2 separate regions of the Mus musculus genome follow, and region 1 is linked to region 2. A link is a loop called in an ENCODE intact Hi-C map of the cell type or tissue named here. Cell type or tissue: heart. All regions are shown on one strand. Links, peaks and the distances in the headings refer to the core of each region. The heading gives the core; the rest is flanking DNA. Region 1 holds the start of Zfp868 (zinc finger protein 868). Region 2 has its middle 22 kb from the start of Gatad2a.

Evidence for each region. A loop is a pair of places that touch in the nucleus more often than their neighbours do. Peaks named below come from ENCODE experiments on the same cell type or tissue, not always from the same donor. Only the 100,000 strongest peaks of a DNase experiment are listed, where the experiment ranks them.
Region 1: a loop joins it to region 2, with 2.7 times the contacts of the local background. A loop is called at or near these places in 2 of 42 quality-filtered maps.

What each region holds. Positions count from the first base shown.
Region 1 is chr8:69,620,360-69,631,686 of GRCm38, forward strand. It overlaps Zfp868 (zinc finger protein 868), which reads right to left and starts at 5,189. Exons shown (of 5, transcript NM_172754.2): 1 at 5,076-5,189. In heart, for the core only: a CTCF peak has its summit at 5,356 (motif pointing right); DNase peaks (open chromatin) are centred at 4,922 and 5,212; H3K4me3 peaks cover 1,905 bases; H3K27ac peaks cover 1,206 bases.
Region 2 is chr8:69,990,436-70,001,762 of GRCm38, forward strand. It overlaps a transcript of Gatad2a not described here. Among named protein-coding and RNA genes, the nearest start is that of Gatad2a, 22 kb to the left of the region's middle. In heart, for the core only: CTCF peaks have their summits at 5,912 and 6,260; a DNase peak (open chromatin) is centred at 6,126; H3K4me3 peaks cover 2,378 bases; H3K27ac peaks cover 2,225 bases.

The DNA of each region.
Region 1 (11,327 bases), core at 1,728-9,727, 370 kb before region 2:
CACCAAGCTGCGTGCAGTGATGCCCGACTTTAACCCTAGCACTCAGGAAACAGGCAAGAGAATCTCTTGAGATCAAGCCTATCCAGGTATACAGAGTGAGTTTAATAGAGACCCAGTGTTAAAAATACAAAAACAAATTTACACCAATCTGGTACAATGTGTCTCAGAAAAGCAAATACTTCTGAATTTAAAGTATGAAGCCACCATTCTACCATAAAAACAAATTAGGTATGCATACGCATGTATATACATACATATATACATACATACACACACACACACACACACGCATTACACATATGTATACCACATTTTTGCTATCTATTCATCACTGATAGATATCTAGGCAGTTCTCATTTTCTAGGTATTTTGAATAAAGCAATGATGAACATGGTTCAACAAGTCTCTCTATAGGATATACTACTATATATCCTACTGTAGTAGGATATAGAGTCCCATGAGTATATACCTAGGAATGTAATAATTGGGTGTAGTGGCTGGAATAAGAATGGCCTCCAGAGCCGGGCATGGTGGCGTACGCCTTTAATCCCAGCACTTGGGAGGCAGAGGCAGGCAGATTTCTGAGTTCGAGGCCAGCCTGGTCTACAGAGTGAGTTCCAGGACAGCCAGGGCTACACAGAGAAACCCTGTCTTGAAAAACCAAAAAAAAAAAAAAAAGAATGGCCTCCAGAGGATCCTGTACTTGAATGCTTGGTCAACCCAAGCCAGGCCCAGTGTCCCAGTGTCTCTCTCTTCCTACAGATCTGACTGTAGAACTCTTAGCTACTTCTCCAGCACCATGTCTTCTGCATGCCACCATGCTCCTCGCCATGATGATAATGAACTAAACCTCTAAAACTTTAAGCTTATCCCAATTTAAAGTTGCCATGGTCATGTTATCGCTTCACAGCAATAGAATAATGACTAAGACTCTGGATCATATGTAGTTTTAAAAAAACCTGTTAGATGAATAACCATTCTCTGATTGGATTTGAGGCCTGCTTCACAAGAGGAAATCCACATCTGACACTGTAAACCTAGGGAAAAACTCATGGCCTCTAGGATTAACCTGCTAACAGAGTTTAGCTGTACTGTCCTGCAGCCAGGTTACTTTCTAAATACCTATGTTCATACCCATAAACAAATCCCACTCTTAGTCTTAGTCAGAGAAGCCTCTTTTTTCAATAAATGTCAGTGAACACAGGATGCAGGGTGTTCAGAGCGCTGAGAATAAGTGATAGTTAAGTGCTCAACCCAAATAGGACATTTTTTAAATTATTTTTAATTTTGCTTTTGATATTTTACTTATTTTTAGTTTATAGCATGATGTTATGCCTTTATGTATTTCTAAGCAACATGTTCATGCAGTACAAGGCCAGAAGAGGAACTAAAGTTACAAATGGTTGTGAGCCACCATGTAAGTGCTAGGAATTGAACTCTAGTCTTTTGAAAGAACAGCCAGTGCTCTTCTTTTCTCCATGCCTGAATAGGACACTTGTACTATTACTTCTTAGGGATCACAGCACAGGAAGGGGTGAAAGTGTAAGAGCACGAGAGGCAAGGGAGAAGGGCTGTAAAATCCTGACTTCTAGGTATAGCAGTGCCAGAGCTTTCTGACCTCATAGTGGTTTGGTCACATCCAATGGTACTCAGAACAGCACCAACAACAGTCAATTATAGGTCGGGGAGGGGCCTACAGTGCTCTACTACTCTTCCTTGAATTAGTGACCACTAACAGATCCCGGAGGAAGAAGTCATTGTCTTCAGTGTGGTTCCAACACAGAATTTAAGCAAGGAGATCAGAAAGGGAATTGCAGGGATAAGGCAGGACGGGGGTGTGCTGGAGTCAGAGAGGATGGACCACAGCATGCACTTTATATACGTAGGAAATTGTTAAAGGGGAAATTTGTTTAAGTTATAAAAAAAAAATCTTAAAGAAAAACAGTATCATGAGTCATACTTGCTACTCCAGAACTTTGGAGGCAGCAAAAGAATCAGGAATTTGAGGCCATCCATACCTACACAAGGACCCACCTCAACATAATACAGAAATTAACTAAACCAAATCAAAACTTACATACTGCAACCAAGTAGAAATTAAGACAGGTATGCAAAACCAACTAAACTTCAAAATTCAAACTGGATGAAGCTCAATGGCAGAGCACACAAGAACCAGATTTCAATTCTCAACATGCACCTCCCCAAGAAAAGTTAGAAACGATGGAATCCACCATCAACAGTAAATAACAACAGTCACATGAGTGGGCTGGAGAGAGGGCGCCAATGTTAAAGCACTGCCTGCCTGCTCTTCCAGAGGACCCAGGTTCAATTCCCAGCACCCCGGTGGCTCACAGCCATCTGCAACACCAGTTCCAGGGGATCTAACACCCTCCTCTGTCCTCCCCAGGCACCAGCACACAGACTTACTTCTGTGGGCAATACACCCACAGAAATAAAATATAAAATTAATTTTAAATCATTATCATGCTATATTTAAGGGAGAATAAAACTGTATGTCAACAAAAGGGGAAGTAAGCTTCTTCGGAAGAAATAAAAAACTGGTTTTGCCCAAAGAAAATCTCAAAACTCAAAAAATTCAAGGAATTAATGTGATACCATAGCAAACATATAGGATACATAATTCTATCCTACTCCTGTACATTGGCAATAAGCAATAGGATATAAAAGGAAAAACACTACGCTGCTTGTACACCAGTAGAGATAAATGACACAAAGAAAATACACAAATAAAACAAAGAACTACAGACATACTGGGTGTGGTGTTGCACAGACTCAAAAGGCAGAGACAGGCAGACTGCTGTGATTTCCAGACCACACTGGTCTACAAAGTTCCAGAGTTCCAGGTCAGACAGGTCACAAGTGAGATTTTGTCTAAAAAAGACAAAATAAGGGGTTGGGAGGGGAAGTCCGCAGACATTAACTATAACTTTCTTTTTTTTTTTAAATTATGTATTTTACATGTATGGGTGTTTTGCTTCCACCACATGCATGCCTGGTACCCACGAAGGCCAGAAGAGGGCTTCATATCTCCTTGGAATGAAATTACAGAACGGTTTAAGCCACCATGTGGTCACTGGAAATCAATCTACAAGAGCAGCAGTGCTCTTAACCACTAAGCCAGCTCTCCAGCCTCACACTTCAAATCACCAATGAAAGCAATGAACCTAATAAAGCAAGTGCTACTGCAGGATCCTGGACGTGAAGTGTTGAAGGGCACAGTCGGCTGTGTCCTGTCCCAAGTTACTCCATACTGTGAGAAAACAGTGGTTTTCCAGACAATGCCTTGCCCTGAGTGACTCCATTTGACTCCATTTTGAGGAAAGAGAATGACTCCAGCCCCTTGGTACATGCACAAACAATACTATCTGTTCAGCCAGATATCACAGGCTTGTTCCTGAGAACAGAAAGAGGGCTACTCTGTAAGTTTATCAGGGTGAGTTGAGACTAGATGGGCATGTATTACAATGCTATCAGGGAAACCAGGGAAGGGCATAAATCCCTCTCCTGGCCTCTTAAATTGATAGACACCTACTAGCACTAGGATGTCTGACCCCAAACCATCCTATCGTCTGATAACTAGTATATAGATGAAGAAAGGACAAGTAGAGACTTTTGTCCCTGAGGTTTCAATAGGCCCCATGACTCACCTACTCACCTGCCTGGCCTTCCACCTAGTCCCTATCCAGACCTGGACCTGAGCCCACAGTTGCCTGCTCTCAGGGCCTTCTATCTAGAACTAAGCAGCATGGCTGACAAGCCTGAGTCCTCTCTGTGACTTCATCAAAGGCTCGCTCCCTGTGGCACAATTGTTTTGAGTTCCTTTTCATATCAGGACAAACTCTACCTACATTTCTCTCAGCCTACTTCTAAGTATTCATTTTATAAACTAAATATATGCAGAGATATACTGTGTGCTTTGACATGAGAATTAATATTAACAATTAAAACTAAAAGAAGGGCTGGAGAGATGGCTCAGTGGTTAAGAGCATTGACTGCTCCTCCAGAGGTCCTATGTTCAATTCCCAGCAACCACATGGTGGCTCACAACCATCTGTAATGGGATCAGATGCTCTCTTCCATTGCGTCTGAAGAGAGCGAAAGTGTACTCACATACATAAAATAAATAAATCTTAAAAAAAAAAGACTAGAATAAAACCCACATTAACCTTGTCCTAATTACAAATGTAAGTGAAATCACTTGGCAAATTGCTGCCATCAAAACCTTTTAAGTTTATTGTTATTCAAAAATATTTGATACTTTGGGGAGATACAAATGTGTCTATCTTATTTCTAGCATAGTATGCTCATGTTCTCAGTTTAAACTAGTAGTTCAACATACTTCCAATAAAAATGCTAAAATAAACAAGAAATAAAGGTTGTGTGGAAATGAAGAAAAGGACCAGAATGGTGAACACAATACAGAAGAATCGACTACAATGCTTCCTGACTAACAGTTCTCGGCGAACCTCGGTACGCAAAACAATGCACTATTTGAGGGAAGAAAAATTAACAAGCCCACAAATGCATAAGCAGAAATAAAAACAAAAATATAATCAAAGGATGTCTGACCGAAGAACAAAATAAATTCAAGGAGACAAGTCATCTTTCCCAGAGCTGGTTTTAAACATCTTTGCAAAGAAACTCACTGGACTTTACAAATGTCGTAAAATTAACCTAAAGAGGTTGCCACACTTACATGTGGAAAGCAAAGTTCAGAACTTCTCGAAGACAGCACAAAGAACCTAGACAGCCTTAGTCTAGCAAGCAGCCTTCAGCGCACCACCAAAAGCAGGACGTCCCCGCCAGCCCGGATCGTGACGTCATCCGCGTACTGGCTTCCGCCCATCCCCCGCCCCCCGCAGGGCGGGACCTCCCGCTCAGCGCTGACGCCAAGAGGATCAGGGCGGAAGTACCTACGGACCGCAGGCGGAGGCCCAGGTCGCAGCCCCGACGTCCCCGCGTTCACTGCCCCAACCCCAGGGAGGACCCACCACCCCGGCTCCCGCAGCCCAGCCGGCCGCTCCTCCCATCAGGGGACAGCGGCCCTCGCTCACCATTGCCAGGCTCCGAGCTCACCCGCGCTCCCCCACACAGCTCCAAGCACTGGCTCCCACAACGGCTTTCCTCAGTTTCGGTGAAGAACCTTTAGCTAACATGGCGGCCGAAAAGAACCCGCCCCCCCGCCTCCTAGAAGCTTCTGATTGGACAACCTGTCTGTAGCTCCTGATTGGTTAGAACTGCTCTAGGTGATCTGAGTGACAGGAGTAGCTCCTCTTGCAGTTCCTTAGGCTGTGAGTCTAGAGCCCATTGTTTAGTGTTGCGGTGGCCAGCAGGTGTCAACATAGGTTCATGGCTCTTGTGTACCTCTAGGTGTGCCCTACTGAATGATTCCAGGACCCTGACCAGTGAAAATAGTTAACGATGTCAGGCCAGTTTTGTGACTCTGACTTACCTAGGGACAAGTCCGCTGAAAGAACCAAACTAGTGTTTGGTGATGACAGTTCAGGGGGCACTGTACCATAGCTTCTTCAGAATATTTTTGTTGAGACTCTTCCTTTATTGTGTACAAGAGCCTCAAACTCGTAGTCCGCCTCAGTCAATGTGCCTAAAGCCATTTTTTTTCTTTTCTTTTTTATTGGATATTTATTTACATTTCATATGTTATCCCCTTTCCCGGTTTCCCTCCCTCCAAGAAACACCTTATTACATTCTTCCTCACCCTGTTTCTATGAGGGTGTTACTCCACCCAACCACACACCCACTCCCACCTCCCAGCCATCAATTCCCCTATACTGGGGCATCTATCGAGCCTTCATAGGACCAAGGACCTCTCCTTCCATTGATGCATGACAAGGCCATCCTCTACTTCAGTCCTTTCTCTAACTCCTCTATTGGGGAATCCCATGCTCAGTCCAATGATTGGCTGCCAACATCCATCTCTGTATTTGTAAGAATCTGGCAGGGCCTCTCAGGAGATAGCCATATCAGGCTCCTTTCAGCATGCACTTCTTGGCATCCACAGTAGTGTCTGGGTTTGGTAACTGTATTTGGGATGAATCCCCAGGTGGGACAGACTCTGAGTGCCCTTTCCTGTAGTCTCTGCTCTACACTTTATCTCCATATTTGCTCCTGTGAATATTTTGTTCTCCTTCTAAGAAGGACCGAAGCAACCATACTTTGTTCTTCCTTCTTACTGAGCTTCATGCAGTCTGTGACTTGTATCCTGGTTATTTGGAGCTTTGGAGCTAGTATTCACTTATCAGTGAGTGTATAAAATGTGTTTTCTTTTGCACCTGGGTTACCTCACTAAGGATGATATTTTCTAGTTCTATCCATTTGCCTAAGAATTTCATGAATTCGTTTTTAATAGCTGAGTACTACTCCATTGTGTAAATGTACCACATTTCCTGAATCCATTCCAGATTTGAAGGATCAAATCTTCAAATCAGGGATCAGGGTTGTTTCCAACTCCTACCTCTTATAAAAAAGACTGCTATGAACATAGTGGAGCATGTGTCCTTCTTACATGTTGGAGTATCTTCTAGTTATATGCCCAGGAGTGGTAGAGCTGGGTCCTCAGGTAATACTATGTCCAATTTTCGAGGAACTGCCAAACTGATTTACAGAGTGGTTGTACCAGCTTGCAATACCACCAACAATGGAGGAGTGTTCCTCTTTCTCCACATCCTCTCCAGCATCTGCTGTCACCTGAGTTTTTGATCTTAGCCATTCTGACTGGTATGAGGTGGAATCTCAGGGTTCTTTCGATTTACATTTCCCTGATGACTAAGGATGCTGAACATTTCTTTAGGTGCTTCTCAGCCATTTAGTATTTCTCAGTTAAGAATTCTTTGTTTAGCTCTGTACCCCATTTTTAATAGGGTTATTTGGTTCTCTGGAGTCTAACTTCTTGAGTTCTTTGTATATATTGGATATTAGCCCTCTATCAGATGTAGGGTTGGTAAAGATCCTTTCCCAATCTGTTGGTTGCCTTTTTGCCTTATTGACAGTGTCATTTGCTTACAGAAGCTTTGCAATTTTATGAGGTCCCATTTGTCAATTCTTGATCTTACAGCACAAGCCATTGGTGTTCTGTTCAGGAATTTTCCCCCTGTGCCCATATCTTAGAGGCTCTTCCCCACTTCCTCCTCTATAAGTTTCAGTGTTTCTGGTTTTATGTGGAGGTCCTTGATCCACCTAGATTTGAGCTTTGTATAAGGAGATAAGAATGGGTCAATTTGCATTCTTCTACATGCTAACCACCAGTTGAGCCAGCACTATTTGTTAAAAATGCTCGTTTTTTATACTGGATGGCTTTAGCTTCTTTGTCAAAGATCAAGTGACCATATGTGTATGGGTTCATTTCTGGGTCTTCAATTCCATTCCACTGATCTTCCAGCCTGTCTCTGTATCAATACCATGCAGTTTTTACTACTATTTCTCTGTAATACAGCTTGAGGTTGGGGATGGTAATTCCCCTAGAAGTTTTTTTATTGTTGAGAATCATTTTCGCTATTCTGGGTTTTTGTTATTCCAAATGAATTTGCAAATTGTTCTTTCTAACTCTAGGTAGAGTTGAGTTGGAATTTTGATGGGGATTGCATTGAATCTGTAAATTGCTTTCGGCAAGATGGCCATTTTTACTATATTAATTCTGCCAGTCCATGAGCATGGGAGATCTTTCCATCTTCTGAGATCTACTTCGATTTCTTTCTTCAGAAACTTGAAGTTCTTGTCATATAGATCATTCACTTGCTTAGTTAGAGTCACACCAATATATTTTATAGTGAAGGGTGTTGTTTCCCTAATTTCTGCCTCAGCCTGTTTATCCTTTGAGTAGAAGAAGGTCATGGATTTGTTTGAGTTAATTTTATATCCAGTCACTTTGCTGAAGTTCTTTATTAGCTGTAGGAGTTCTCTGGTGGAATTTTTTGGGTCACTTAAGTATATGATCATGTCTTCTGCAAACAGTGATATTTTGACTTCTTTGTTTCCAATTTGTACCCCTTGACCTCCTTTTGTTGTCTAATTGCCCTAGCTAGAACTTCAAGTACTATGTTGAATAGATAGGGAGAGAGTGGGCAGCCTTGTCTAGTCCCTGATCTTAATGAAATTGCTTCAAGTTTCTCTCCATTCAGTTTGATGTTGGCTAGTGATTTTCTGTATATTGCTTTTATTATGTTTAGGTATGGGCCTTGAATACCTGATCTTTCCAAGACTTTTAACATGAAGGGATGCTGAATTTTGTTAAATGCTTTTTCAGCATCTAATGAAGTGATCATGTGGGGGTTTTTTCTTTGAGTTTGTTTATGTAGTAGATTACATTGATGGATTTCCATACATTGAACCATCCCTGCATCCCTGGGGTGAAGCCTACTTGATCGTGGTGAATGATCATTTTGATGTATTCTTAGATTCAGTTGGCAAGAATTTTATTGAGTATTTTTGCATAAATGTTCATAAGGGAAATTGGTCTGAAGTTTTCTTTCTTCATTTGGCCCTTGTGTGGTTTAGGTATAAGTGTAATTGTGGCTTCATAGAATGAGTTAGATAGTGTACCTTCTGTTTCTATTTTGTGGAATAGTTTAAAGAGTATTGGTAATTAGGTCTTCTTGAAAGGTCTGTTAGAATTCTCCACTAAACCTATCTGGTCCTGGGCTGGTTTTGGTTGGGAGACTTAATGACTGCTTCTATTTCTTTAGAGGTTATGGGATTATTTAGATGGCTTATTTGATCCTGTTTAACTTTGACATCCTGTATGTATCTAGAAAATTGTCCATTTCATAAAGATTTTCCAATTTAGTTGAGTATAAACTTTTGTAATAGGATATGATGATTTTTTAATTTCCATGCTTTCCGTTGTTATATCTCCCTTTTCATTTCTGATTTTATTAATTTGGATACTGTCTCTGTGTCCTCTGGTTAATCTGGTTAAGGGTCTATCTATCTTGTTGATTTTCTCAAGGAACCAGCTCCTGGTTTTGTTGATTCTTTGTATAGTTCTTTTTGTTTGTACTTGGTTGACTTCAGCCCTGAGTTTGATTATTTCCAGCCTTCTACTTCTCTTGGGTGTATTTGCTTCTTTTTGTTCTAGATCTTTCAGTTGTACTATCAAGCTGGTAGTGTAAGTTCTCTCCAGTTTCTTTTTAGAGGCACTTAGAGCTATGAGTTTTCCTCTTACCACTGCTTTCATCGTGTCCCATAAGTTTTGGTATGATGTGTCTTCATTTTCATTAAATTCTAAAAAGTCTTTAATTTCTTTCTTTATTTCTTCCTTGACCAAATTATCATTGAATTGAGCAATGTTCAGCTTTCATGTATATGTATGCTTTCCATTGTTTTTGTTGGTATTTAAGGTCAGCCTTAATCCATAGTGATCTGATAGGATGCATGAGATTATTTCAATCTTCTTGTATCTGTTGAGGCCTATTTTGTGGTCAATTATATGGTCAGTTTTAGAGAAGGTACCATGAGGTGCTGAGAAGAAAGTATATTCTTTTGCTTTAGGATGAAATGTTCTATAAATACCTGTTAGATACATTTGATTCATAACTTCTGTTATTCTCACTGTGTCTCTGTTTAATTTCTGTTTCCATGACTTGTCCATTGCTGAGAATAGGGTGTTGAAGTCTCCCACTACTGTTGTGTGGAGTGTATTGTGTGCTTTGAGCTTTAGTAAAGTTTCTTTTATGAATGTGGGTGCCCTTGCATTTGGAGCACAGATGTTCAGAATTGAGAGTTCATCTTGGTAGATTTTTCCTTTGACCAGTTTGAAGTGTCCTTTCTCATCCTTTTTGATAACTTTTAGTTTAAAATCTATTTTATTTGATATTAGAATGGCTACTCCAGCTTCTTTCTTGGGACCATTTGCTTGGAAAATTGTTTTCCAGCCTTTTACTCTGAGGTAGTGTTTGTCTTTGACACTGAGGTGTGTTTCCTGTGTGCAGCAAAATGCTGGATCCTGTTTACATATCCAGTCAGTTAGTGTATGTCTTTTTATCAGGGAATTGAGTCCATTGATGTTAAGAGATATTAAGTAATAGTGATTGTTGCTTCCTCTTATTTTTATGTTTGTGTGGTTATCTTCTTTTGGGTTTGTTGGAAGAAGATTACTTTCTTGCTTTTTCTAGGGTGTGGTTTTCTTCCTCGTGTTGGCATTTTCCATCTATTATCATTTGTAGGGCTGGATTTGTGGAAAGATATTGTGTAAATTTGGTTTTGTCATGGAATACTTTGGTTTCTCCATCTATGGTAATTGAGAGTTTTGCTGGTTATAGTAGCCTGGACTGGCTTTTATGTTCTTTTAGGGTCTGTATGACATCTGCCCAGGATCTTCTGGCTTTCATAATCTCTGGTAAGAAGTCTGGTGTAATTGTGATAGTCTGCATTTATATGTTATTTCACCATTTTCCATTACTGCTTTTAATATGCTTTCTTTATTTAATGTATTTGGTGTTTTGATTATTATGTGACAGGAGGAATTTCTTTTCTGGTCCTGTCTACTTGGAGTTCTGTAGGCTTCTTGTATGTTCATGGGAATCTCTTTCTTTAGGTTAGGCAAGTTTTCTTCTATAATTTTGTTGAAGATATTTACTGTCCCTTTAAGTTGGGAATCCTCACCCTCTTCTAAACCTATTGTCCTTAGGTTTGTTCTTCTCATTGTGTCCTGTATTTCCTGCATGTTTTGGGTTAGGAGCTTTTTGCATTTTGCATTTTCTTTGACTGTTGTGTCAATGTTTTCTAAGTTATCTTCTGCCCCTGATACTTTCTCTTCTATCTCTTGTATTCTGTTGGTGATGCTTGCATCTATGACTCCTGATCTCTTTCCTAGGTTTTCTAACTCCTGGGTTGTCTCCCGTTGTGATTTCTTCATTGTTTCTATTTCCATTTTTAGATCTTGGATGGTTTTGTTCATTCCTTCACCTGTTTGATTGTGTTTTCCTGTAATTCTTTAAGGGATTTTTGTGTTTCCTTTTTAAGAGCTTCTAGCTGTTTACCTGTGTTCTCCTGTAATTCTTTAAGGAAGTTATTTATCCTTCTTAAAGTCCTCCATCATCGTCATGAGAAGTGACTTTAGACTCGAATCTTCCATTTCCGGTGTGATGGTGTATCCAGGACTTGGTATGGTGGAGAATTGGGTTCTGATGATGCCAAGTAGTCTTGGTTTCTGTTTCTTCTGTTCTTATGCTTGCCTCCATCTTATTATCTGTAGTGCTCCCTGCCCTTGCTATATCTGACTAGAGTCTTTGCTTCCTGTAATCCCGGTTGAGTCAGAACTCCTCAGAGTCCAGCTGTCTCTGTGATCC
Region 2 (11,327 bases), core at 1,870-9,869:
TTTCTCACATCTGGTAACAGAACACAGAAAAACTGAAAGACTTCTAATATTTGTTTCTCTCTGAGGAGATTTAGCTTTGGCAGACTATCTTTTCGTCTGGGAGTCCAGGCCAGGGCCCTAACCTCATAAGCACCATAACCAACCTGTGCTGACTATCTAGTCTATTACCTCAGGTTCACTCCTTCCCTCAAGTTATAATGAATCCCTCCTGGTAGCAGTGTGTTCCAATCTTTAGTACCATGCTGGTTTGCTATAACTTGGTAAACCACACAACTCGGACAAACATGCCCCTTAAAGCATCAAAAGGGAAACCTCCAGAAAGGAGGTATTGCCCTGCTATGATGAGGGTATGGTTTAACCACACACACCCCCAAACAGAGATCACAATTGTACTGTTATTTGGTTAGAAAGCCAAGTGTGGTGGCATTAGTCTTTCATCCCGACACTGAGAAGATGGGAAGCAAGAGATCAACAGTTTGAGGCCAGTCTTGGTACAGAGCAAGCATGACTCCAGAGGCTACATGAAACCTTGTCTCAACCACACACACCCTTCCCAAAAAATGAGGATGGAATTTAGCCAGGCTATATGCGGTTTAGAAATGAGCCATAGGTATGAGCCTGTAATATTGCTGCTCAGGAGTCTGAAGCAGAAGGATTTCAAGATCAAGGCCTTCCTGAGCTGGAGTGAGGTCAAGGTCAGACTGAACAACATATCTAGAGTCTATCTCACAACTACAATAAAAAAATTGGGGGTGGGGATGGATAGATGACTCAGTATTTTAGAATACTAACTGCTCTTCCAGAGGAGCCACGTTCAGCTTCCAGCACCACATAGTAGCTCACGACCACCTCCAACTCCAGTTCTAGAAATTCAACACCCTCTTTTGAGTATATATCAATGTGATGCACACATGCAGGCAAAATACCCTACTCATAAAATAAAAATGTTAAAATGCTTTAAAAAATGTTTAAAGACTGAGGCTATAGCTCAGTGCAATTCAGTGGTAAAAAGCACTTGTTATCATGTATGAGTCTGAGTACAATGACAAATATGGGGGGTTAGATTTAGAATTAATGAGAATTAATCCTTAGGGTGAAGCCCCCTTGGTGGAAACCTTTTAAGAGGGCTAGAGAGATGGCTCTGCTCTTCCAGAGGTTCTCAGTTCAATTCCCAGCAACCACATGGTGGCTCACAACCATCTGTAACGGGATCCAATGCCCTCTTCTAGTCCGTCTAAAGAGAGAGACAGTGTACTCACATATATACAATAAATAAACCTTTAAAAAATGGAATACATTAAAACAAGAGAGAGAGAAGGGCTAGAGAGATGGCTCAGCAGTTAGGAACACTTCCTGCTCTTATGTAGAACCCAGGTTCATTTCCCAGAACCCACAGTTCCAGAGGATCCAATTCTGTTTTCTGATGTCCTCCAATTTATATACACACAAGACACACATATATAAACATTAAAAAAGAAAAACCTGGGCATGGTGGCATGCCTTTAATCCCAGCAGAGGCAAATAGATCTCTGGGTTCAAGGCAAGTCTGGTCTACAGAGTGAGTTCTAGAACAGAAAAACCCTATCATTCATAGATAGATAGATAGATAGATAGATAGACAGACAGATAGATACATACATACATACATACATACATACATACATACATACATACATACATACATAAGAATAAATAAAAAGAGTACAGGTGTGCATAGATAGTTACACCAATACCCTGTTCCTTGTCTCTTGCCATTAACACCCTGTGCCATCTCAGCAGTCAATAAAGCTCTTTATAAAGTAGCCTGACTCAACCATTTTGTTACAGTAACAAACAAGAAACAACTCTCCGCTGGGCTATGGTTACACTCGCCTTTAATCCCAGCACTTGGGAGGCAGATGCCAGCCTGGTCTACAGAGTGAGTTCCAGGACAGCCAGGGCTATACAGAGAAAACCCTGTCTTGAAAAACAAAAACAAAAACAAAAACAAAAACTCTCACTTTAAGCATTTACATCTTTTTTTTAACACTATATAAGCTGGGTTGGTTTTCTTTCAAGTGATAAATATATACATGTATATCTCGTCCCAGGACAGCCTAAGCCCCAAGCTCCTCACCATCTGTCCTCTTCACTAAGAGCAGTATCTACAGATGACCAATAAGCAATGGAAAAGCAACAGGTCTGCAGCAGCCTCTTGCCTGGACTTGACTACCCCAAGAGCTGAGGAACCAGGAAACTCTCCAACTGCTTCTCCACAGGAGAAAATAGCTCGAGTTGAAACTTGTGTCCACATGGTCCACTGACAGATTTAGAACTCAAATTATAGCCTCAGCAGGAGTCTTCACAAAAGACTCAAATTAAGCAAGACCCGGATGGAAAAGGACCAGGGAGAGACTGTGTTAAGTCAAACTAGAAGGAAAAGTAAAGGTGGAGCTGAACAGAGGGACACAACTTGTTGAAATGCTAAACCAAACGGCTCACCCACTTTGGTGTTCAGCTCGCTTGGTTCCCAGCCTGAAACCAGCCTGTGGACTCGAAGCGGTTAGGACTTACTCAGATTTCAAACTGAGTTCATTTCTGTCCTGTGGACCATCTCTCAATGCCAGCATTCATTTCCTTAGGCTTCTGAGAGCTCTGCCTTGGCAAAGCAGATAAAATTAGCTACTGCAGTGACTTGGAATCCAGGGTGGGCCACTAAAAAAATACATAAGAGATTTGTAAACACCATGGAAACCCTTCCTTTGGGCCAGGTCAAAGTCACCTAAAACTTACAGACATGTAGTTCTCTGTCTCTTGCCCCCATAGCACCTTTTCCAGACCTAGGATGACCCATTTCCTGCTTTTGTCCTTTCAAACCAAGGTTACAACCTGGGGCTCCTCTTTTGATCAAGGGGTAAATCAGAGGCTCAGGGTGGTGCAGGAAACCCTGATAGAGCAAAGGAGTGCTTTCTTCTCTTTTCTTCAGGAAAGGAAGGTCCTCTGTCTGCAGATGGACAGGGCAGGAAGTGGATTCACCCCATAGGTTTGACCTTGTGATAATAGGGAGACAATGTTTCTGCCTTGTCTCTCAGTGCCTACAGTCTTCTAACACTGGCCTCAAATGTCAGGAAAATGTAATACAGTAGGGGATATTGCCCATCTACAATGCCAACACTCAAGAGGCTAAGGCAGGGAAACTATCAAAAGTCTGAGGTCAGAGTAAGCTACATGACAAGACCCTATATCAAAAAAGAAAGGAAGTTGGGTATGGTAGGTAGCCCATGACTTTAATCTCAGTGCTTGAAGAGTCAGAGGCAGGCAAATCAGGAAGACCTCTGTCTAGGGCTACATAACAGAGATCTTGTCTCCAAAAAATTAAAAAGGGAAAAAAAAGGAAAGAAAATACAGTAACACACTCAAATCCCAAGACATTAGGGGGAATGCTTTGTTTTTGTTTTTGCATATAGGTCTCCTAACTTTCTCTCTAGCCCCAAAAGTCCTCTAAAAACTAAGATAAAAGTCATGAAAAAAAAAATCCAACACTCTGAAAGGTTAAACAAGATGATTCAAAGACAGCCTAGCTACATACATGAGCACTTTGAGAGCAGCCTGGGCTACAGAGTGAAAGACCATGTCTAAAAATTAAAACACAATGATAACTGAGAAACCCCAAAACTGTCATGAAAGAAAACTAAAGGAAAGAAAACATGTCTAAGTCTTTCCCTTCACAGCAGAGATTTGGATACCATACAGAAATAGAGGAATCTTGAAATTAGTGGCTCCGAAGCTAAATGATAAGTCTCTCACACAGAAATGAAGGAGAGAACTCTCAAGAAGAGAAAAATCCCAGGCAAGTAGGTAGGGAGCACCTATGCTGCAGGATCCCTCAGGAAAATGAGGGATCCACAGTGCCTCTTCTAAGGAAAAGGGTTACCTAGCTAAAGTGGGGACAAAGGACAGGCATAGTGGCTCACTCCTATAATGCTGCTGTCAGTCTTCAGTCTGAGGCAGGAAGATGACCATGAATTTGTAGCTATCCTGGGTGCAGAGTGAGTTCCAGAACTGCCCCCCCCCCCCCCCGTGAGATCCTGCCTTTTAAAAGAAAGAAGGATGTATGCCTTTGATGCCAGCACTGGAAAGGCAGAGGCAGGCGGATCTCTGAGTTCCAGACCAACACGTACAGAGTGAGGACAGCCAGAACTCACAGAGAAACCCTGTCTCAGAAAAAAATTCAAGGAAAATCTTGCTAGAAAAATCTTAATCCAAGGACAGCCTAAGGTATATAATGTAACAAAAACTGAGTCTCAAAACAATTAAAATGTGGAGAGACCAGGCATGACACAGGCCTTTAATTCTAGCTCACAAGGGCCTCTGCAAGCAGATCTCTGAGTTCAAGGCCACCAGGGAGAGTTACACAGTATGACACCCTCCCACTTCCCCCCTCCAAAAAAAAAGAGAGAGAATGTAAGGTTTGCAAGTTAGGAACAGTTTAGAAAAGTGGGGAAACCCTCCAAGGAGCACATCAGATTTGGGAAAACTTGGAAAAAGAAAGAAGTCACTCAAAATAAGGACAGAAAACCAAGGAGAGAATTTCAGAGAGAGGATCTGTCAAAAAAAAAAAAAAAAAAAAAAAAAAAGGAAAAACAGGAGAAACAACCTCCCCAGAAAATTGTGGGAGGAGGTTCCCCGAGAGGCAGGGTGATCTCAGAAACATCCTCCATAGAAGAGGTCCTCAGAAAGATAGTGTCTCCTAAGGGAAGTGGAACCTTCCTGAGGGAGGCAAGAAATCCCAGAAAGGAAGGGGGGCCACTCATCAGACAAAAAGCTACCTATTACAGAAGCAAGGGGGTGCAGCCAAACACCCTGGAAAGGAGGGGTAGCTCCAGAGAATGACTACAGACCCTCAAAGAGGCAGGGTACATCTCGGGGTAAGGGTCTCAGAAATAGGGGATCCCCTCGGGAACGTAGAAGGTCTGAAATAGGGTTCCTCTCAATACGGAAGATGTACCAGAGAGACTCCCCTGAGAGAGTTGAAAGCTCTCTCAAAAAGAGGTTCGCCCTCAAATAGGAGTTCACAGGGGGGAGCAGAGGGAGGATGCAGATAAACAAGGGTCCCTCAGGTTAGATTCCTCAGCAAAGTTGAGTCAGAAAAAGCAGTGCCCCCTCGGAAAGGGGCCACTCTCAGAAACACAAGATCCCCCTTTCTAAGGTACTCGCGGAAATGCAGGGGTTCGCGAGAGAAGGAGCACCCTCAGAGAGGTGAGGTGCTATAAAGAAAGGGCACCTTCAGACACTAATTCCTCTAAAAAGAGGGTGCTCTCAAACAAGGAGTACCCCAGAAAAGGGCACTCTCAGACCCGAGGGGCTCCTCGACACAGAAGGGGTGCTCTCAGAGACAGGGGGCCTTCAGACGCAGGTTCCCTAAAGAGTCCAGTAGGGAAACGCACTAGCCCGGCCAAGCGGAAGCCGGGGGAGCCCGGGGCACCGGAAGCTGGGGACCCCAGCAGCGGCGCCTGCCCCGCACTCACCGAAGTTGCTCGGCTCCGCGCGATCGGCAGCTGGGCCCCAGGCCAACCTCAGGCAGAGCGCTCGGGTCCGGTCTGGTCGCGTCCCACGGCGACGGCTCCCTCGGGTGGCGCCTGAGGCGGCGGTGGCGACAGGACGACGGACGACCGACGGACCGACTGCGCGGGCGGCGCGGGGCGCGCTCAGGCAGCGAGGGTGCGCGTGCGCGCGCCGGGGCGCTGACCCCGGGCGGAAGGAGCTGCCGCGGCGCGCTCAGAGCCGCCGCTCGGTCTCACCGCTCCTTCTCTCACTGAAATTGCCCGCTTCACAGCCCGGCTTCCCCGGTTGCTAGGCAGATTTTGCCTCTCACACTTCCGGGTTGATGCACGTCTCTCCGAGTGGCGGCGCCGCAGGCCAATGAAGTCTGGCCGGGGCACTCAAGATCGGCACCCCACGAGGGGTGTGGCCAGCCTCAGGACAGACAGTTATCAGCAGCCAATGAGCGCGTTGGCCGGCTGGCCCTCCGGATCGCTCCGGTGGCTGGGACGGGCCTAGGGGGCGGGACAGGATGACTGACAGACGAGCATCCAATGGGAGAATGGAGCGGGTTCCAGAGCCAGTCAACTCGCCATCGGGGAGGGATTTAGGTTTGGGGCGGGAATGCCGTGAGGGGTGCGGTCTTGGAGGACACGTCAATTCGTGGCCCGCTTGCTGGGACCTTGGAGGGCGGTTCGACTGGGCTACCGGGCGGCCAACAACTGGCTGAGCTGAGGGTTCCCCGCTGTGCTCAGCAGGGGCGCCCCACCCACAATGCGCCGGAGGCTGTCGGGCCTGGACAGGCGCCTCTGAGTAGTCCTCAAGTGACTGGTGACTTGGCTTGGTTCCCATGGGCGCTGGGGCTCCTAGGTTCTTCTAGTGGAGGCCTGGTCCTGTCCGTGGCCCTGACCGCCGCCACCTTCTGAAGAGCGTCCGGGGATGCGTCCCCGGCCCGTTCGGAGGAGAACCTTCAGGTTCGCATCGCTGGTCCGGTTCTGAGGACGCCTTCGGCGATCTCGATCTTCACCTACTTTTCTGAGAATTGTGGCGGGATTCAGCATCCCTAAATCTCCTGAATGCTACTGGGATGCGTGCAACTCTCTGAATGGAAGCCCCACCTCAACCCTTTAGATCTAGATCACTTGCTTTCACACCTAGAGGAGAGATCTGGAGCTGGAGCAGCCCTAGATTTCCCCTCACCCTTTACTCAAGTTGTAGCCATTTACCTCCAACAACAACTCCTCCTTCTCATTATGTATCTCTGGATGGCCTGAAACTTAGAACTCTCACAGCTATTTGCCCGCCTCTCTCTGCCTTCTGAGCTCTTTCGGCTTTATTTTGTTTGGTTTGGGGGAGGGAGGGGTCCTTTATTATTTAGCATTTATTGTATTTATTGGGTTTGATGTGCATGCCATGACAAGCATGTTTAAGTCAGAGGATAGCTTGAAGGCGTTAGGCCTCCTTTTCTTTCTTTCTTTCTTTCTTTCTTTCTTTCTTTCTTTCTTTCTTTCTTTTTTTTTTTTTTTTTTTTTTTAAGATTTATGCCGGGCATGGTGGCGCACGCTTTTAATCCCAGCACTCCGGAGGCAGAGACAGGAGGATTTCTGAGTTCCAGGCTAGCCTGGTCTACAAAGTGAGTTCCAGAACAGCCAGGGCTATACAGAGAAACCCTGTCTCGAAAAAACAAAAACAAAAAAGATTTATTTATTATTATAATCTAAGTACACTGTAGCTGTCTTCAGACATACAGGAAAAGGGCATCAGATCTCATTACCGATGATTGTGAGCCACCATGTGGTTGCTGGGATTTGAACTCAGGACCTTCAGAAGAGCAGTTGGTGCTCTTAACTGCTGAGCCATCTCTCCAGCCCTAGGCCTCCTTTTCTATGTGGGTCCCAGAGATCAAACTCAGGGTCTCAGGCTTTGTGGCAAGAACCTTTACATTTTGAGCCCATTGTTTTGTTTTTGAGACAGGGTACTAGACATCTATGTAAAGCAGGTTACTCTCAAACTTAAAAGATTTACCCTTCCTTTGCCTTTCAAGTACTGGAACTGAAGGCATGTCCCACCAAGCCTGCAGGATGTGTTTTGATATCTCCTGTATCCCACCCAGACTAGCTTCAGACTTACTACTATGTAGCTGAGGATGACCTTGAATTCTACTATTCCCTGATTAACTCTTGGTTTCTCCATCTCCATAATTTCTCTGCTAGATAGGAACTTTCCAAAACCCTTTCTGCTTCCCAACCACTTCCAGATAAAATCTAATCTGTCATCCCAAATTTAACACATCATTTGGCAAAAGTTAAAGCAAAAAGAGCTTCAACTATCTTCCCCCATTTTAAAAGTATTTATATTATGTGACGGTTGCTTTGCTTGTCTGAACCAAGTACGGTGTCCCCACTGTATGCCAGAAGAAGGCATCAGATTCCCTGGAACTGGAGTCACAGACAATTATGAACTGCTATGTAGGGTCTAGGAATCGAACCTGGACTAGAAAAGCAGCCAAGTGCTCTTAACCTCTGAGCCATCCTTCCAGTTCTGTCCCTTTTTAAGCAGGATCTCATGTAGCCCAGGTGGCCTTAAATGTCCTCCAGTTACAAGTAAGGCCTTGAACTCCTGATCCTCAGGCATAGACATCCCAAGTATGACAGGTATGTGCCATCACACCCAGTTTCTGCAATGCTTGTGCTAATCTTGTAGCTTATTAGTGGAACTTCATCTGGAGCCCCCTCTTATTTTCTTCAGCAGAGTCTCTTGTTGCCCAGACTGGTATCAAAATCCTCTTTCTGACGCCATCTTTCCTATGCCAAAATGGCAGGAGTGCACTACCATGCTTGACCCTTAATTCATTCCAAAGTCCTTGCCTGGTTTATAACCCTGCCCCCAAAGGACCCAGGTTTGTCTAAATAGGTAACCAAATAACCTAGTGAGTCAAAGTCATGAAAAGGCACAGACGAGAAAGACCTTCAGCTCTGAGGGTGCAAATGGTAAGCTGTGGTTGCTGTTACTGAAGACAACACGCATGGCCAGGCACACAGGTCACCAAAGGGAAGTTGTTACTGAAGGGATCTTAGGAGCCAAGAAGAATGCAATACAGAGAAACAGGCCTATTTATTACACCAGGCAGAATTGAAGCAATACAAAGAAACTGCTATACTAATATTAAGGAGAAAGTCATCAAATAAAATAAAGGATGAGACTAGAAAGAACTCAAGGATTCCATGTGAACCTTGAAGCTTGTATGAGAAGAATGGACTTATGCTTACAAGAAAGCTGAAGTTTTGGAAGAAAAGTAAGTGCAGATAGTAACAGGGATTGGAGGGACTATGACTTCTTAACTGATCTTAAACTGGTCCCAAATGATGAGGCCAACAAACACAGCGTCACTGACTAAGGAAGGGAGCCATGGTAAACACGAAGATGTTCCCTGCACGCTTGGCCCCTCTGCTCAGGAGCTACCACATTCTCTTCATGTTGAACCAAAGGGCTGGCAGAACTGGAAACAAACCCATACCTGCCACTTCTTAAGAAGGCCAATAATCACCCTCATGGCGGAAGACATCAGAACCCACAAGGGAGGCTGAGGCAGGAGCATCTCAAGTTCTAGGCCATCCTGGGTTGCATAGAAAAACCAGAAATTTGCCCAAAGGCTTACACTAGAGATGTGAACTAAAGTGCCTTGCACTGGCCCACAGTAGGGAACAAAAGCTAGTTTAATTCCTGTCACTAACTGGGATATTTTGCTAGCACAAGAATCAACCTATTTAAGTGATCCCTTGGTACTTTACACATAACTTTTCTTGTTTTTCTTGAGAAGGGTTTTTACTGTGTAGCCCAGGTTGGCTTAGAGCTTACTATGTAGTTCAGGATGACCTAGCACACATAGTCCTCTTGGTAGGTGTATTCCATTACATCTAGCATAATTTATTGTTGAATCAACAATTATTGATGGGATTATAGGTCAGCATAGTATGTAATTTCCCATTGTATGCAGAAGAGAAAGGCAGTGCTGGGCCTTGGTGGCGCACGCCTTTAATCCCAGCATTTAGGAGGCAAAGGCAGGCAGATTTCTGAGTTCGATGCCAGCCTGGCCTATAGAGTGAGTTTCAGGAGAGCCAGTGCTACAAAGAGAAACCCTGTCTCGAAAAAAGAAAAAAAAAAAAAAAAAGGAAGGTAGGAAGGAAGAAAGAAAGAAAGAAAGAAAGAAAGAAAGAAGAAAGAAAGAAAGAAAGAAAGAAAGAAAGAAAGAAAGAAAGAAAGAAAGAAAGAAAGAAAGAAGGAAAGAAAGGAAGGAAGAAAGAAAGGCAGGTACACTCAGCTACTGTTATTGGTCTACATCAACTGCTCAACTGTAGTATTACATCTTAACTGACACTTGTATTATTTACATCTCAAATCCAAAAACAATTATAACACGTATTGCTCTTGCAGAGAACCAGATTTCATTCCCAGCGCTCACATGGTGACTCACAACCCTCTATAACTCCAGTTCCAGGAGATCTGGTGCATGTGGTGTGCTTACATACATTTATACACATAAAAAACTTTAAATCTCCAATCCAGCAACATGCTCAAAGGTGAGAAAGCACTATGGTCTCATGGAGAGCATGCTCACATTAGCAATCAAAAATTGGTGCTGGGACCTAGAGAAATGGTTCAGTGATTAAGAGCACTGACTGCTCTTCTGAAAGTCCTGAGTTCAAATTCCAGCAACCACATGGTAGCTCACAACCATCCGTAATGAGTTCTGACCCTCTTCTGGTGCATCTGAAGCCAGCTACAGTGTACTTACATATAATAATAAATCTTTTTTAAAAATTGATAAGCAGTGCATTAGCTAGTGTCCAGCTCAATATATGCCCCCCCCACACACACACACACAACTAAACTACTACTGTACTGGTAAAATAATCCAAATAAATAATCAAAACTTTTGAGACCTAGACAGGGAATGCAATTCAGTTGATAGTGATTGCCCAGTGTGCACAGTGTGCATTCCCGGCCCCACATAAACTAGGTGTGATGGTGCACACCTGTCAGCTCAGAATTTAGGAAATAGAGGCAAGACACTCAGAAATCTAAGGTCATCCTCATCTTCATAGTTCAAGAACAGCCTGGGCTAAGGAAAAAATAATAATCCTAACCCTTTTCTTTGTCTGAAGTGAACTCTCTTTGAAGAGAGACTCCAGGTAGATACTCTAGTGAAATTCCTGAACCTCAGAGCCAAGGGCAGCCTAGTTTTATAATAAAAACTGAAGCAAGAGCCATGTGACTGAAGGATGAGTTTCCTTTCCCTGGTGGAAGCTGATTGCATCTCTTCACCAAGGCGTGGCCCTTCCTGGGTCTGGGGAATCAACTTGACGAACAGGCTGAGTGACATTCACGCCCATATAGGGAAGTGGGAGCTGGCCCAGGCAGCCCCACAGGCGTTAGGAAGGCGGGGCCTCTGCCAGCCAGAGACCTGTGGCTGCTCTCCTGAGAAGTCCCCTCGCACAGAGGAAGCGTTCCACCAGCACTGAGAGTGACCGCTGAGTAATGCCACAGACAGATAGCAAAAAGGTTATAGCCTCCAGGGTCGAGGGCCCAGGTCTGTCCCGGCATAAAGGAGACTGCTGAAGGAAGGATCGTAAATTGAAGGCTAGTCTGAGCTACAGACCCTCTTTTGAGAAACAACACAAAAAACAGGTGCGGTAATAATCGCAGCACTTCAGAAGAGGATCACTGTGAGTCTGAGGATAGCCTGGCTTGCAGAGGAAGGGGAGGGGAAGAGAAAAGGGAAGTGGGCTCTGGAAAGACGGCTTAGT